Linked DNA regions of Mus musculus: region 1 is linked to region 2. The links are chromatin loops, found by intact Hi-C in ENCODE. Cell type or tissue: left cerebral cortex. All regions are shown on one strand.

Region 1 (8,000 bases), 520 kb after region 2:
TGAGTTTGCCTTTGCATCTCAGATTCTAGAAATAATCACTTCATAAAAAGGAGAAAATGTTGTGTTAGTTTTTTTTCCTAAAAAAAAAAAAGGAGGCTTCTGAAAAATCACATTGGGAAACAGCTACTACCTAAAACTTTAGGGATTGTGCTCAGTTATCGTCATCTGGGTAAGTTTCAAGCTGGTGGTCACAGGTTCTTTATTTTCACCCCATGTTCGTCATCTCCCTCAGCCTTTATCTCTTCACCTTACATTCTCAGTAAAACCATGCATGGACTAAAGGCAACTTGTTGATGAAATTCCTGTGTCATTTACACAACTGCTAATCCCCTTTGCCAAGGCAAATATTGACTTTACACCTGTCCTCTTGGTAGCAATGTAAAGAAGAGCATCACACACTCACCAATGCACCATTCCAATACTGGTGTTCCTGTCTCTTCATCTGTTATATTTGATGATTTTGCAGAGTCTTCCTAACTACAGGACCTTTAAATCCAGAAGGGTTTTGACTTCTGTATAAGAATCCATAACAAGAACCTCTGCTCTATTTTATGAGAAATTCATTTTCATGTTCATAGATGATTCTTAGGCAGTGTTAATATTTTGACATAAACTACAATGCTGTTAGAATGCTTTGATCTCAACTTCTGCTTACCACAAAAACAGAGCATTCAGCATTACTCCAAGCTCTGCTTCGTTCAACTGTGACGTATCTATTCAGTGAAGACTCATTATTGCTGGATATACTGTACATACCAATTACCCTATTGCTAAACAAAATACAAATATCTCCAGAGGGAAATTTAAAAGATTCTTTAATTCATCTTCTAAGTCGCCTATTGTCCACTCGGCATGCCATATGTGAATGTCTGCAGCAGTTGCAAACTTAAATACATAGTTTTGAGTATTTTTCTTAGTCCAACAGTAAGGTTAATTAGGCAAATTTCTGTATTTAGGAAACCAACAGTAGTACACCTGGCCCTCGTGAATTTTGGTGCAGCTGAACACATTTGCTGAAAACCACTGCTGGTCACTTTGCTCCTGCCCTGAGACAAGGACTACCAAGAAAGCAAAGTGAAATAAAATGCTTGACAATGGGAAAGGTGGGATTTTAAAGGTAATCATTGGTAAACAAACTCATCGTATATTTGATCAAATTTCCCTTTCTATTTTATATAGAGGGAGAATCGCCTGTCCAAGAAGAGGACTGAAAACATCATCCTCTCCACCAACTGCAAACAGGAGAATGGCAAGTCAAGTCTCATTCCCCCTAAATTGCTTACAGTAATATCAAAACACTTATTCACACAGTCCATTCTTAAATAGGGTATTCCCCTTCAAAGTTTCTTACATTTCTTTGAATACTCCCAATTTTCCTTAAACATTAACCCTATGTTCACGTCTGTGCAGTAAGATGCCGCCACACAATATTTTACAAGTTGTTTGAATGTAAATCATAAGTTGTATGGGATCTTGCTTTTCACTACAGCACAGAGGAATCTTGAATACAAATTTTAGTATTTAAATCACCTCCTTTCCTGTTCACAGGAACCCTCCACTCCCCGTCAGATTCACTCTTTGAACACAATGCTTATTTTTGTTCAAGCTAACCACAAATGATAAGCCTGATTCCAGCAGGAAGGTCTGCTGCATTCAGGAAACTCATTAGGATAGCTAGAGACTACACCTACACCGCCCCTGAAGCGCGTGGTGTGGAAGTTCTCTGTACAACCTTCCGCTCTTAGGTCAATAAACACAAAGGAAATAAGGGCTTTAACTTATTGAAATTTAAAATCATAACAACAATAATAAAGCGATTGTAAACGGTATGTCTGGTTCCACCTCTTTTTAAAAAAGCTGCCTATCCTTAAAAGTTGCCGCCGAGATTTGGTGGCGTAGCTTAGGGAGATTCACAGCTGGACTGTGTAAGGTGCTCTGCTCTAAACCTGAAAAAAAGGTAGATTCTGTGATAACAGGTAAAATAATATGGGCCCTTCCTTGTGCTCAGCGGACAAGCCCTCAGACAAGAAGGAATCTAAGCGATGTAAATAGTTGGGCACTTTGAAACAATGACAAAAAGTTTAGTCCCAAAAGATTTCCTGTTTTTGTCCTCTTTCCATGGTTGATTATCACCTTAATAGCCCAGGTGCAGAGACACAATAAACAGAACACACCGCGTGTCAGTGTGGGTTTGGAGGTGAGTGTCAGAAAAGCTTCAAGACAGCATCATGTGGAAGCAATGAGGTCAGCATTCACTAAGTCTCTGAGGAGGAACGGGATGGCAGGACCAATGACTCTGTGGTCAGGCTTTGAGGGAAGGTGGGTCAGAGGAGGACTTTGTGGAGAAACCTAGGTCCGAGCGCTAGGCAGAAGACAGAATTCACAAAAACCTGGGGACAACAAGGGCAGCAATGACTCTCTTTGAAGTGACACCAGGAGAAGGCTATCTGCCCGGGGAATGAGGGTAGCAGCGGGAGGGCAGGAGGGTGACAAGGGACTAAGATGTACAAGCAGCTATCTCTGGAAGAGAAAGGGTTCAAGTTCCAAGCTGGTTGAGTTAAAACCAAATGTCCCCGGGGACCTGTGCCAGGAGGGTACCCAGCAGGTGGTCGGGGTGCCTCATCTAACGATGTACGGTGGGCGCTCAGTCCTGTGCCTGACCCCCTAGAGTCTCTGGTACTCACCGATCCCAGCGAGGGAAAGCTCCATCCAGGGCGCGGGAGGGCAGCGCGGCGCGGGCGGGACGAGGGCTGGCGGTGGTGGCGGCGCTGTCCTAGTAGCGTAGCCGGAGTCCGGGGGTAGCCAAGAGGCGAGAGCGGCGGCGGGGTCTCAAGGCACCGGGTGAGGAAAGATCCAGGGCTCCAGAGCTGCAGCGCCCCGCGCGCTCTCTTCCCATCTCCCGGGCTGCCGAGGTTGCTGCTGCCCAGAGCAGCCAGGAGAGGGGGAGGGGAGCAGGCACGCGGCAGGGAGGGAGAGCAAAGAAAGCAGGGAGGGGGGAAGGGATGCGCGAGGGGAGATGGAGATGATCACCGAGAGTTGGGAAGAGAAGGGAGGAGCATAGCAGCCGGGTACAGGTTCCCACCAGAGGAGCTCCAAAATGAGCCTGTGGGTCTTGCCCCAATACCCTGCCGCTCCATGCTAACCCCCTTCGCGCCCTTTCCTTTGGCTCTTCCTCCGGTGACTGTGCCTGGGAGTACCCACGCTCGGCTGCGGATGCAGTTTCAGCAAGCCACCGCGTGTGTTGAGTCGGGAGGCTGCAGAGACACAGCATTGCTCTCCAGGCCTGTGGCACCTGTGCGCGCACACATAGCCACTGGTTCCATTGCTGCGTCTCCGATATGCAGACTCTTAGTCTGCCACCCTCCTCCACTCTCCTTTTAGGTCAAACTGTGGACTTGCAGCAACCGCTTCTGTCAGTTCCTTATTGCTGTCCCCCACCCCCACCCCCCAGGCGCTATTTGGCACGGACTGTCCAGCCAGAAGGCGACAGCAGGGAGCTCAATGCAGGCAACCTTCTCCAGTCCCTTGTATCTGCTGCCTGTGTTTGTTCTTCACTGGGGTTGACCAGCTAAAGTCCGGGGTCAGGTTGGGGGGTGATTAAAATTAAACTAAAATAGGAGGGGCAGATTGTCTGGAACCAAATTCTCAGTGATTTGGGAAGGTTGTAAATGTGAAGGGCAGTGTTGTGCTCAGAATTGACTCTTCTCTGTAAGCAACATTAAAATATAAATTCATAGGTAGATAGACACATAGAAAGATAGATGGATAGATAGATACATGGATGGATAGATAGAAAGACAGAAAGAAAGGTAGGAAGGAAAGAAGGAAGGAAGGAAGGAAGGAAGGAAGGAAGAAGGAAGAGAGAGAAAGAAAGGATAGATGGATGGATAGATAGATAGATAGATAGATAGAGCTCCACTTTGCAAAGTTTTTGTTTATTTTGTTGGACTACAAGTCAATCCTCGAAATTTACTTTTAGACTACGATTCAAATACATATAGAAAGTATATTTAGGGGCTCCTCTTACACTCAAGAATCAAGGAATAAATTCACACATTTAGTAAATATAACGACAATCAGAGTATCGCTGACTGATTTCTGTGAACCTTGATTTTGTTTCATAATCTTCGCATTCTGATTGGAAATAGGCAGCAGACAGGAAGCAAGTGGATGATGTGTGTAATGATACAGGTAGAAAAAGTAGTCTAGTTAAACTCTCTTCAAATGATACAGTAAGTATCCCTGTACTTCTTAGCAGAGCACTGGAGAAAGGAAGTTCTGGGGTGTGTGTGTGTGTGTGTGTGTGTGTGTGTGTGTGTGTGTGCATGTGTGTGTGTGTGTGCATGTGTGTGTGTGTGTGTGTGCATGTGTGTGTGTTGCATGTGTGTGTGTGCATGTGTGTGTGGGTGTGTGTGTGGGTGTGTGTGCATATGTGTGTGTGTGCATGTGTGTGTGAGTGCATGTGTGTGTGTGCATGTGTGTGTGGGTGTGTGCGTGTGTGTGTGTGCATGTGTGTGTGCATGTGTGTGTGTGCATGTGTGTGTGTGTGTGTGTGCGCGCGCGCGCGCGTGTGTGTGTGTGTGTGTGTGTATGTGCACCAAGCATGTGTCCATGGGCTCACACTGCTTTTCTGAATGTAGAAATCTTCATGTGCTAAAGGATCTTAGTCTCTAAAATAATTTAGACATTTTACTTTACATAATTATGCCTTATATAACAAATGTACTCATATTAAAATAAATGCTTTCTCAGTTATGAATGCAGTGTGAAAAACATTTTTACTGCAACAAGTCAGCCTTACATATTATTGAAAAACTTCTATCTCTTCCTGTATTGTTTTACTTGAAGAAAAATAAAAGTTAAATTTTAGTGATAAGTTACTATTTGACAGTGTCTCTAACTTGTTAGACTCTTTCATGTTCAGCATGCATGCCAATGAAAACATTTGGTTTCATGTCTTTTTGATGATCAGAATAAGAGGACCATCTATTCAGTAAGGGCCAATGGGCCAGACGCCTCAGCTTCTAGAGCACATGTTGCTGTGTCCAGCATGTACACACAGCAGTACACCAGGTAGACCCACCGATTATTAATCATTTAAAGAACATGGAAAGGTAATGATTGATGAAGCATAATATCCCACTCAGCACTCTTACTCAGAGATGAATCATGAAGTTTGCAAATGGCAGTAACTGTTTAATTAATTGTGGTTACTGAGAATTAATAAAGTACAAACTTCCAGACAAAGGGGAGAGGGAATCACATGGGCAGATTTACATTTTAAATGTAAATAAATAAAATAACAACAAAAAACAAATTTCCTCATATATGATTAGGATATCCCCGACTTTAATGTAGTGATTTATATAATTTTCATATAGTTGAGACTTTTGGGCTTTCATACAATATATTGTATTATTAACCCCTACCTCCTAAATCCTTCCATAATCTAACCCTATCCCCACCTCAATTTCATATCCTTTGATTGTGTTTTTTATAAGTGTAGTAGTTTAAGTGAGAGGAACCTCCTTAGGCTAATAAATTTTGTTGGGTTCCAGTGGTTGCAACTATTAGGGGAGAATTAAGGAATATGACCTTGTTAGATGAGGCATGTTAGTAAGGGTGGGCATGAGGTTTTAAAAAAATCTTCTACCATCTATAGTGTGCTCTCTGCCTCTTGCCTCTAGTTTGAGATGGTACTGGATTTGAAGACACAAAGTGGTCATGGAGAGCAGCTAAGGCCTGACACTGTAAAAGGCCAGCAACAGCCATTAGTGAAGGTACAGCCTCAATTGCAGTTGATGGCCCAGGACTGAAGGGGTCATGCAAAAAATTTGATGTTTGGTACCATGAGGAGAGCCTATAAGAGGTTTTTGGTGATGTCTAGTTGCAGGAAAAGACTCCAGCGTATTGGAGATGCCAGTACCATGGAATACCCACAGAGAACAGCGGCAGCAGTAGAATGGAGTGAACTAGAGTGCTACAGAGGGCAGAGCTGGAGAAGTCACTCAAGTCCCTTGGAGGAGTCCAGAAGATCATGTGTAGTTTCAATACATTGGAACAAGTAGTTGTAAAATTGAAGTTGCCTTGGAGACTGGAGATATTAGTGATGCCAGAGCTATGGGATACATGCTAATGAAAGCTGCTAACAGGGTGTGGAACCAGCCAAAGAGAATCAACTGTGTTGAAGTCAACAAAATGAAAGGAGTTGGATATCAGACATGGGCAGGCAGAGTCTGGAGGTTGCTCAGCTGGTTTTTAATCTTGATATGGTCCAGTATTTCCTTACTATAACCTTTTAGATTGGTAATGTGTACCCTGTGTCATGACATGTTGGAATTCTGACATCTGCTTTTTGCTTTTAATTTTATAGGGGATTACAGTTAAAAGATTGCAAGAATCTCAGAAGATATTTTGAACTAGGGATTCTTTACATCCTTAAGACTGTTGTGGACTATGGAAACTTTTGATGTTGGACTAAATGTAATTTTGCATTATACTATAGTTAAGAATGGCCCCATAATGTGTTTCTACAAACCTATGGGGGCCAGGAACTGGAATGTGGTTGTTTGAATAGACATGAAAAACTTATCAAAAATGCCAAGATCAAATGTAAATGTCACTTGAAAGGGGTGGGGTTGCTGAGAGTGGTCCCAATGTCATCTTCTCTAAGAATGTACAGACAGACCTGTACTTCAGAAAACTGAGAATTTCACTTGGGAAGGGGAAATTTATGTTCCTTGGCACAATGTACTTATGAACAAGAATTGGTCGATGACTACAAAAGAAAAAGCACAGGCCTCAGGGGAGTCTGCTAAAGCTAGATGACCACACTGGCTGCAGAAACCTGCATTGTTTCCTTCTCCACAGTCTCTGAGAGATGAGACCCCACCTGTAAATCTCTGACAGACACAGGATAGGGAATGATGAGACAGGAGCAGTGACTGCAAGTAGTAGCTGCTTACTGAGACTTGGGAAATCTGGAGATACAGATTCCTTTTCTCACTTTGATGAACAATATGTTAATTTAGTTGATGTTGAAGAGCTAAAAATAGACACAGTATCAATAGAAAAACAAGAAAATCCTTGAGAGGAGCTGAAATAAGTCAGTTGTTAAAAATGTTATACTATAAAAATGTTGCTATGGAGAAGTTGAAAAACTGTTTTAATATTCTGACATGAATCTTTATAAAGGTGTAGCAAAGGACTTGCCTCTAAGCATGAAAACCACAGACAGAAATGCAAGGTTTTAGAGAATGATGATAAGAAAAATAGTAAGTGGTGATATAGGGGGCAGGGTTCAGAAAAGAAGTGGGAGAAGAGGACCAGTGATGAGTTAGGACAAAAAATGGTAGAAAGACAGCAACAGTAGGTACTGAGGTAAAGGGTAAAGGTGAGGAGAGACATGGAAAAACAAATAATCAAAGCCAGAGAAGTAATATAGGAAAAGGATGAGTGGGGATAAGCAAGCAAATTTAGACAAAAGAAGGCCCAGAAGATTAAGAACTGGTAATGAAAAGAAGAAATATTTTTAAATATATTAAGAAACCTTTGTGCAAAATGAAAGATTTCAATTTTTATGTTGGACAGAAACAATGATTTCCAGATAAATATTCCCAGAATGATGAATGCCAACTTCTAAGGAAAAAATATCATTATCTTCTTCCTCTTCCTCTTCCTCCTCCTCTTCCTCCTCCTGGGACTTTCTTTTTTTTTTCTTTTCATTTATTTTTTGTTATTTTCTTTCATTTTGTTTTCAATACATCCAACTGCAATGTCAACCTCTCTCCCAGATCCATTTCTTCTCAGTTTCCCTTCACAGAAGAGCAGTCCTCCCAGGGATATGAACTGAACAAGACATAAGCGATACAATAAGATTAAATGCCCATATTAAGTTGAGACAAGGCAATCCAGTAGGAAGAAAAGGATCCTAAGAGCAGATGAAAAGGTCAGAGACCCCACCAACACGCACTGTTAGGAGTTCTACAAAAACCTAAGCT
Region 2 (8,000 bases):
TGGCAGCAAAAAGAACAGTTCTATTGACATTCTGATAAGAAAATTATTTGCTGAAGGTGTTTTACATTGCAAAATATTGAGCAGCACCCCTAATCTTTACACTCTCTATTTTATAATACTACAACTGTATATATCCTGGCAAGGTTATAAATAGCAGCTATTCTAAGTATTGAGCAAATCCACACATGACAGTCTCAGAACTTATCATACTCTCAGGCCTGTGGTAGCCCGGGGCTTGGGATAACTGTATCAGTTGAACAGTCCCTTCAGAGCCATCAAGTAGGTGATACCTATTTACATGGCTCTGACTCATATCCACTTGAACCTTATATAAAATCACCTGGTCCTGACCCCTACTCAGACTCTTTAAAATTCTTTCCATTATTAAGAAAAAACAGTACCTGTGTCAGAAAATCCCCAGGAAGGTCATAGGCTTTACACAGTTCTGAGACAGTTACTTGACCACTTTCTTGCAATTTATCATTCACCTCTTCTGATAACTGATCCAGATAGTTCCTAATATTGAAAAGAAGTTTTTCTGTTTTTGTTTTTAAATGAAACATGCTTCCCTTCTGTATCTTCCCCTTTAACGCTTTTCTGCTAGAGTATTGTAGGCCCCCAAGTAATGGACGGGAATGAGCATCACTTGTTGCTCAGATCTAAACCTTAGTTTTTGCTCATAGATATAATTAATGTAAGGGCAATCAAGTGGCAGGTTTTTTTCCTTATGACAAGAGAAATTTTATAGTCATTTCACATCAGTTTTAGAACATTACTTTGAGTGTAGCTGATTCACAATAAATAAGTTAAAATTTGATATTGCTTTAATAGGAAAAAGATCAAAATATATATTATTTATAAATATGTATTCCCCCAAATTAGCACTTACTTTTAAAAAGAATGGTCTTTATAATAAATGTCTCTATTACATGAGCTCTAAACATAAAGCCTAGCTGGCCACGCCTGGCCTGGAGCACCTGACAGAAGGAGAGAGAACGCTTCAGTGTTATACTTACTCATCAATCAGTTGTCCCAGTACCATCTGCACGTGCTTCTCTGATTTAATAATATCACTGACTCTACTCTCGATATGAGTCAGGTCCACATTAATAACCTAGAATTACACAGAAATTACAATTAGTTTCCACTACTTTTAAAATTTGAGATTATACATTGAGATTAAAAATTATACTTTTATGTATTTTATATACATATATATTATTTATACACCCTTTACATATCACTTAGATAAATTTGAAATTACTCTAAAATATTGATAGCTGAGTATCATGGCAGATACCTATAATGCAGAAGAACAACTATGATTTCAAGGCCAGTGTGGTCTATATACCCAGTTCTAGGCAAGGTGAGACAGGGACACCGAGTAAAACAATCTGTGTGTGTGTGTGTGTGTGTGTGTGTGTGTGTGGGGGTGTGTGTGTGTGTTACTGTAGGGGTGGGAAAAGAGTTTCCGCCTGTCTGAGGATGCCAGTCTTCTCCTGTCTGCCTTCAGAACAAAGATGTAGAACTCTCAGCTCCTCCAGCACCATGCCTGCCTGGGGTGGTGTCATGTTTCTCACAATGAAGATAATGGACTGAACCTCTGAACCTGTAAGCCGGCCCCAATTAAACACTGTCCCTTATAATAAGAGTTGCCTTGGTCATGGTGTCTCTTTTCAGCAATGGACCCAACAAATCCGTAGTATTTATAAATTAAGAAAGCTTTAAGAAATCAAAGCAAAATTTTTATAAATTTACCTGTTGTAAGTCAACAATGTTTACTCGACCTTTGAACAAAAGAGAGGAATTGAAATTACATGGACGTGCAGATGAACAGGTTCAACTCTAACCGACAGTGCTGATGGCTCTAAGTCCTTCTAGGAAGGGCATAGGACCTCAGTAGTAACTGATGGACTTAGATACAGATTACTCGCTGATCAATCTTCATGGTTAAAGCCACAGGCAACACTGTTCTCCAAGCTGTGTTTATCACATCAGACCAATTACGAACATCAGAGGACACAACGCGGAGAAATCCGTGGAAGGAATTTCAATTCTTCTCACAAATCAACTCAGCTAAAATGACCAGAGGAAATGCCTGCAGCTAAATTAAGATGATTTCCCCATTGCTCAAAACTGAAACGAGTGTCTATCAGCAAGAGAGGATCTGTTAGATAATGCAAATCACAGCTCACGTGTTATTAGCACTCCTGCAGAAAGAAACAAAACACCCAGGCTAGACCCAAGTGGTATCTAGTGACAGGCTGTTTCTGTTTCAGTCAAACTGCTCAGTCTGCTCAATTGCTCAAATTTCAAAAACATAAAGCAAAACAATATTTTACGTTTGATGGTGCTAACTGCACTTCATAATATGGTGGGCCTCAGGCCACAGTACATCAATTTACAAAGTTTCTTAAACTTAGTAATGCAGCTTTAATATTTGAGATCTTAAAACTTTATGAAATCTCTATTTCTCCTTTATAATTAAGTACCTGATCACTGGCAGCTAGGTATTCACCCCTAGGTCATGAAGTGTGGGTATATATATATATTATACACACATACATATATATACACACACATATATACATATATACATATATGTATATGCATATATATACCACATATATACTATATATATCACATATATATATATATATATATATGGTATATATACACATACACACATATATAGTACATTTAATTCAATACAACAAAAACATGGTATTTGTTAAGTGGCAATAGTTAAGGTCATGTTTGCATGAACCTGTAAGATTATGTTCATATGAACATACGAAGGTTGACTGCATGATCCTATGAAGGCTGATCATCAAGTTATCAGTAGAGAAGGGTTACAGCTCAGGGGTAGTATTTGCCTAGTTTGTGCTCTGGATCTGATACCCAACACAAAGAGGAAAGAAGGAGCCATTGAGGAGAATGCCCTATAACCTCCACGTAAGTACTTATTTTTAATTTAATGTATTTTCTTCAAACATCCGGTAAAGACAAAAGCATGACACTGAGGAATTACTTACCACCTCGGACATGTAGCTCGTCTCTCATTTCTTTACTGATTTGGGCTGGAGTGATATATTCCTTGCCGTCAAGTGTATGGACTACTTCCAGCTGTTTCTGAGAGATCAATTTATTCACAATCTCAATGCAGTTCCGCTCTGACAACCTGTGCGAAGCCAGGAGTTTAAGAGTGTACTTGCTATGCCGCCCCCCCCCCCCCCAGGTATTTGAAAGCAAAATTTTGAGTAACTTCTACATTACAAAATCTGTCCTTTATTAGTATGATGATATTGGTTGAGTAATTTAAAAAGAAAACTTGAGAGTAGGTTTATATTCCCTTGAATTATTTATTTAATTCACACACGTCACTGTATTATGATTCTACAGATGTTCTCTCCTAGTCCTGCCTTCAAGTATCAAATTTTCCAGCTGAAAACAAACAAACTTTTCTTTAAAATCACAGTATGTTGGCCTTACTGGTACAGTTGGTGTACAGACAGGTCATGTGGCTTAGCAGAACTATAGGTACTATAATGTTAGCTACTCACAGCCATCTTGCACTAAATTTTTTCCCCGGGTTTTGTTGTTTGTTTGTTGTGAGAGTGTATGTATGTCTGTAGCTCTCAATGTTATAGAACAGCATCAACGGACTACTGTGTTTAGGTCCAAGAGAAATAAAATACTACAAGAACTCGTTGACAGGGAGACAAAGTCTATTCGCCTTATATATGCGATGTGTAATCACGGGCGCAGAGTCGGGGTAATTCGGCCACTCCCCCATTTCTGGAGTGTAGAAAAGTTGGTGTCCCGGAGTCCCTAAAATATGACAGATGGCATGTGGGCCTGGCTTAGATCTGTGGCTGCACGTAAAAAGGATTTGGAGGAGGGACAGACTACTTGCTGCGCGCTGCACTGGGGACTTTGCAAGCTCGCCCTAGGCCGGGCAGCGAGCGCCTCTACCGACAGCCGCCGCAGCAGACCGGCTCCGGGGTCCCACCGCGTTCCGGCAGGCAGTGCGGGAGCGGGGCAGCGTCCCGGGCCTAAGCCGGCTCCACACCGCAGGGAACCAGCACCTTTGCGTGGACTCTGCAAACTGCGCCCGCTGGAAGTCAGCCGCCAGCCGCCGGATCTCCTCCCAGGCGTCCGCCATCACTGCTCCGCTCGCCCCGACACAGGGAAACGGCAGACACGTCAGCCTTCAGCCTGCCGCAGGCACCCCGGGACGGACCGCGCAGAGGGCCAAGAGACCTGCGTCAAGGAAATTCGCGAACAGAAACGCGACTGCCGAGCTCTCCGCCCTCAGCTGGGCGTGGCCTGCGGGAAGCGGCTTCCTAAACTCCTACAAAGCCAAGCTGATGCTGACTCAGTAATCCTTTTTGCAAGGTTCCTGTTTCTGTCCAGCAACCATCAAATGATCTTCCGCCCTTGCTGAGCGGACGAGACATACTTCTTTTGTGGGACTCTTACAAACCGTGACTAATCCACTTTGAACAGTGAATGGGGCTTTTACTTGAGCCAAGAATGAAGTCAGTTTTAGAGAAACTTGTTCCACACTACTGCATCAGTTTGAATTTTGTTCTTCCAAAATGAATCTATTTGGGTATAGCAAACGCCATGGACTTCAGTTCATGTGTTCTAAAGCTTATTATTATTATTATTATTATTATTATTATTATTATTATTATTATTTACTCGGACAAAGGAATAATCGTTGCTGGGAGTGAAACTAGGGAAGGCAATGGCATTGTACTTCTTAGACAAGATAACTGCTGCCATTGTTTATTCACACATACCATTTTCCAATCTTAATCAATGGGGAAATCAGAAGGCTGATTGTACTTAGTAAAGAATATTTTGCTTCTTTCCTATGTAAATATATTAGTCCATATAACACGTCCAGTAGATAAATCCATTTGGCTTCTGAAGTGCCTAGCTTTGATTAAATTTAGAGAACTCCATGATAAAGCTTGGCATTCCATCTTATCCTTTGAAGCAGACTCTCTCAGAAAGGTAGGCCAGCCTCCCATCAAGTAGGTTTACTGGCCAGCCAGCCCCTGAGTTTCCTCCTGGCTTCATCTCCCAGTCAGGTTGATGATCATACCCAGGTTTCAAGATGAGCTTGGGCTCTGAATTCAAGTCTGTATGCTTGCACAGAGAGCACTTTAACCTTCAAGCATCTTCCCACCCATCATTTTAAGTGCTTTGGAGGGAGGGAGGGAGGGAGGGAGGGAGGGAGGGAGGGAGGTAGTAATTTTTGACCAATATATGATATTACAGAGGAACTTTAAACAGAGCAAACACTACGCAGCTGTTTTTTAAAGGGTAGGAGATTCTTTTAAAGAACGAACTTGTATAGATTTGGAGAGCTGACATTCCATTCTTTATAAAATTTTATGATAGCTGTCTGTAGTTGTACAAATACCTTGTTAATGTTGACATGCAGACAGTCTGTGGATAGTTGATGTCTTTAGCTACAGTGTGTACAGGATTTATTACACATTCTTGGAATCATTTAGAAATTGTCTTTTGACATAAAAACAAATTAGAGACAGCAATGAAACACTGTGATGCTTGAACATATGCATACATGGATAACATTTGCATTATATCAAACACCTAACATATATTATCCAAGATTAAACATTTGACATCCTTCCTCCTAGTGCTATAAGATATAAAGTACGTGGTTGATGTGATGATTTGTATATGCTTAACCCAGGGAGTGACACTATTTGGAGGTGTGGCCTTGTTGGAATAGTGTGTAGACATGGCTCAAGAGTTCTCAAAGGAGAATTTCTTTCCTTCTTTCTTCCTTTCTTTTCTTTTCTTTTTCCTTTTTCATTGGATATTTTATGTATTTACACTTCAAATATTATCCCCTTTTCTGGTTTCCCCTCTGGAACTCCCTTCTCCCATCCTTCCCTCTCCCAGCTTCTATGAGGATGCTTCCCCTACCACCCACCCATTCCTACCTTCCCACCAGGGCATTCCCCTACACTGGGTAATACAGCTTTCATAGGACCAAGGTCTTCTCCTCCTATTGATGCAGACAATGCCATCCTCTGCTACACATACACATGGAGCCATCCAAGTGTATAGTTGGTGGTTTAGTACCTGGGAGCTCAGGGGTGGGGGTGGGGTCTGGTTGGTTGATATTATTGTTCTTCCAATGGGGTTGTAAACCCCTTCAGTTCCTTCAGTCTTTCTCCAACTTCTCCATTGGGGACCCAGTGCTCAGCCCAATGGTTGGCTTTGAGCCTCTACCTCTGTATTTGTCAGGCTCTGGCAGAGCCTCTCAGGAGACAGCAATATCAGGCTCTTTTCGGCAAGCACTTCTTAGCATAAGCAATAATGTCTGGCTTCGGTGACTGTATGGGATGGATCCCCAGGTGGGGCAGTATCTGGATGGCCTTTCCTTCAGTCTATGCTCCACACTTTGTCTCTATATTTTGACTGGAGCCCTTCTGGGTTAAGAATTTGGAGATGAGTAGGTGGCCCCATGCCCCAACCATGGGCCTTGCCTAACCTCTGGATATGGTCTCTACAGGTTCTCCCTCCCCTTTGTTGGGCATTTCAGCTAATCTCATCCCTGTTGGGTCCTGGAAGCCTCTTGCTTTCCTGGCATCTGGGACTGGTTGTGGCTACCCCCAGCTCCCCATCCCCCATTGCTACACATCTCTGTTCAATTTCCTGACGCTCTGTACGTCTCCTCCATCTCCTCCCATACCTGATTCTCCTCTTTTACCCCTCCTCTTCTTCTCTTCCTCCCAAATCCCTCCCACCCTCTACTTCCCTTGATTATATTGTTCCCCCTTCTAAGTAGGACTGAAGCATTCACTCTTTGGTCTTCCTTCTTCTTGAGCTTCATGTGGTCTGTGAGTTGTATCTTGGGGATTCCATGCTCTTTGCCTAATATCCATTTATCAGTGAGTACATACCATGTGTGTTCTTTTGTGATTGAGTTACCTCACTCAGGATGATATTTTCTAGATCCATCCATTTGCCTGTAAATTTCATGAAGTCATTGTTTTTAATAGCTGAGTAGTACTCCATTGTGTAAATGTACCACATTTTCTGTATCCATTCCTCTGTTGAGGGACATCTAGGTTGTTTCCAGTTTCTAGATATTATAAATAGGGCTGCTATGAACATAGTGGAGCATGTGTCCTTATTACATGTTGGATCATCTTCTGGGTATATGCCCAGGAGTGGTATAGTTGGGTCCTCAGGAACACTCCTCCACTGCTGGTGGGATTATAAGCTGGTACAACCACTCTGGAAATCAGTCTGGTGGTTCCTCAGAAAACTGTACATAGTATTACCAAAAGTTCTCTTATTGATGAAAATAGTTTTCGCTATCCTGGTTTCTGTTATTCTAGATGAATTTGAGAATTGCTCTCTTTATCTCTGTGAAGAATTGCATTGGAATTTTTATAGGGATTGCATTGAATCTGTAGATTGCTTTTGGTAAGACAGCCATTTTTACTATGTTAACCCTGCCTATCCATGGGCATGGGAGATCTTTCTATCTTCTGAGGTCTTTGATTTCTTTCTTCTGAGATATGAAGAAGCCAAAACCATCCAGTGGAAAAAATGACAGCATATTCGACAAACAGTGCTGGTTCAAATGGCAGTGGGCATGTAGAAGAATGCAAATTGGTGAACTCTTCTTATCTCCTTGTACAAAGCTTAAGTCCAAGTGGACCAAGGACCTCCACATAAAACCAGATACACTGAATCTAATAGAAGAGAAAGTGGGAAAGAGCCTCAAACACATCAGCACAAAGGAAAATTTCCAGAACAGAACACGAGTGGCTCAGGCTCTAAGATCAGCTATTGACAAATGAGATCTCATAAAATTGAAAACCTTCTGTAACACAAAGGACACTGTCAACGAATAAAACAGCAACCTATAGATTGGGAAAAGATCTGTACTAACCCTACATCTGATAGAGGGCTAATATCCTATATATACCAAGAACTCA

The links. Hi-C counts contacts between places; a loop is a spot of excess contacts. Peaks named below come from ENCODE experiments on the same cell type or tissue, not always from the same donor. Only the 100,000 strongest peaks of a DNase experiment are listed, where the experiment ranks them.
Region 1: a loop joins it to region 2, with 8 times the contacts of the local background. A loop is called at or near these places in 6 of 42 quality-filtered maps.

The regions. Positions count from the first base shown.
Region 1 is chr4:25,796,905-25,804,904 of GRCm38, forward strand. It overlaps Fut9 (fucosyltransferase 9), which reads right to left and starts at 3,099. Exons shown (of 3, transcript NM_010243.3): 1 at 2,685-3,099. In left cerebral cortex, a CTCF peak has its summit at 3,271; DNase peaks (open chromatin) are centred at 740, 1,729, 2,287, 3,000 and 2 more places; H3K4me3 peaks cover 4,153 bases; H3K27ac peaks cover 3,948 bases.
Region 2 is chr4:25,277,588-25,285,587 of GRCm38, forward strand. It overlaps Ufl1 (UFM1 specific ligase 1), which reads right to left and starts at 4,234. Exons shown (of 20, transcript NM_001355512.1): 1 at 4,089-4,234; 2 at 3,036-3,181; 3 at 1,759-1,787; 4 at 1,017-1,114; 5 at 402-516. The coding sequence starts at 4,165. In left cerebral cortex, a CTCF peak has its summit at 3,972; DNase peaks (open chromatin) are centred at 3,951 and 4,240; H3K4me3 peaks cover 1,411 bases; H3K27ac peaks cover 1,137 bases.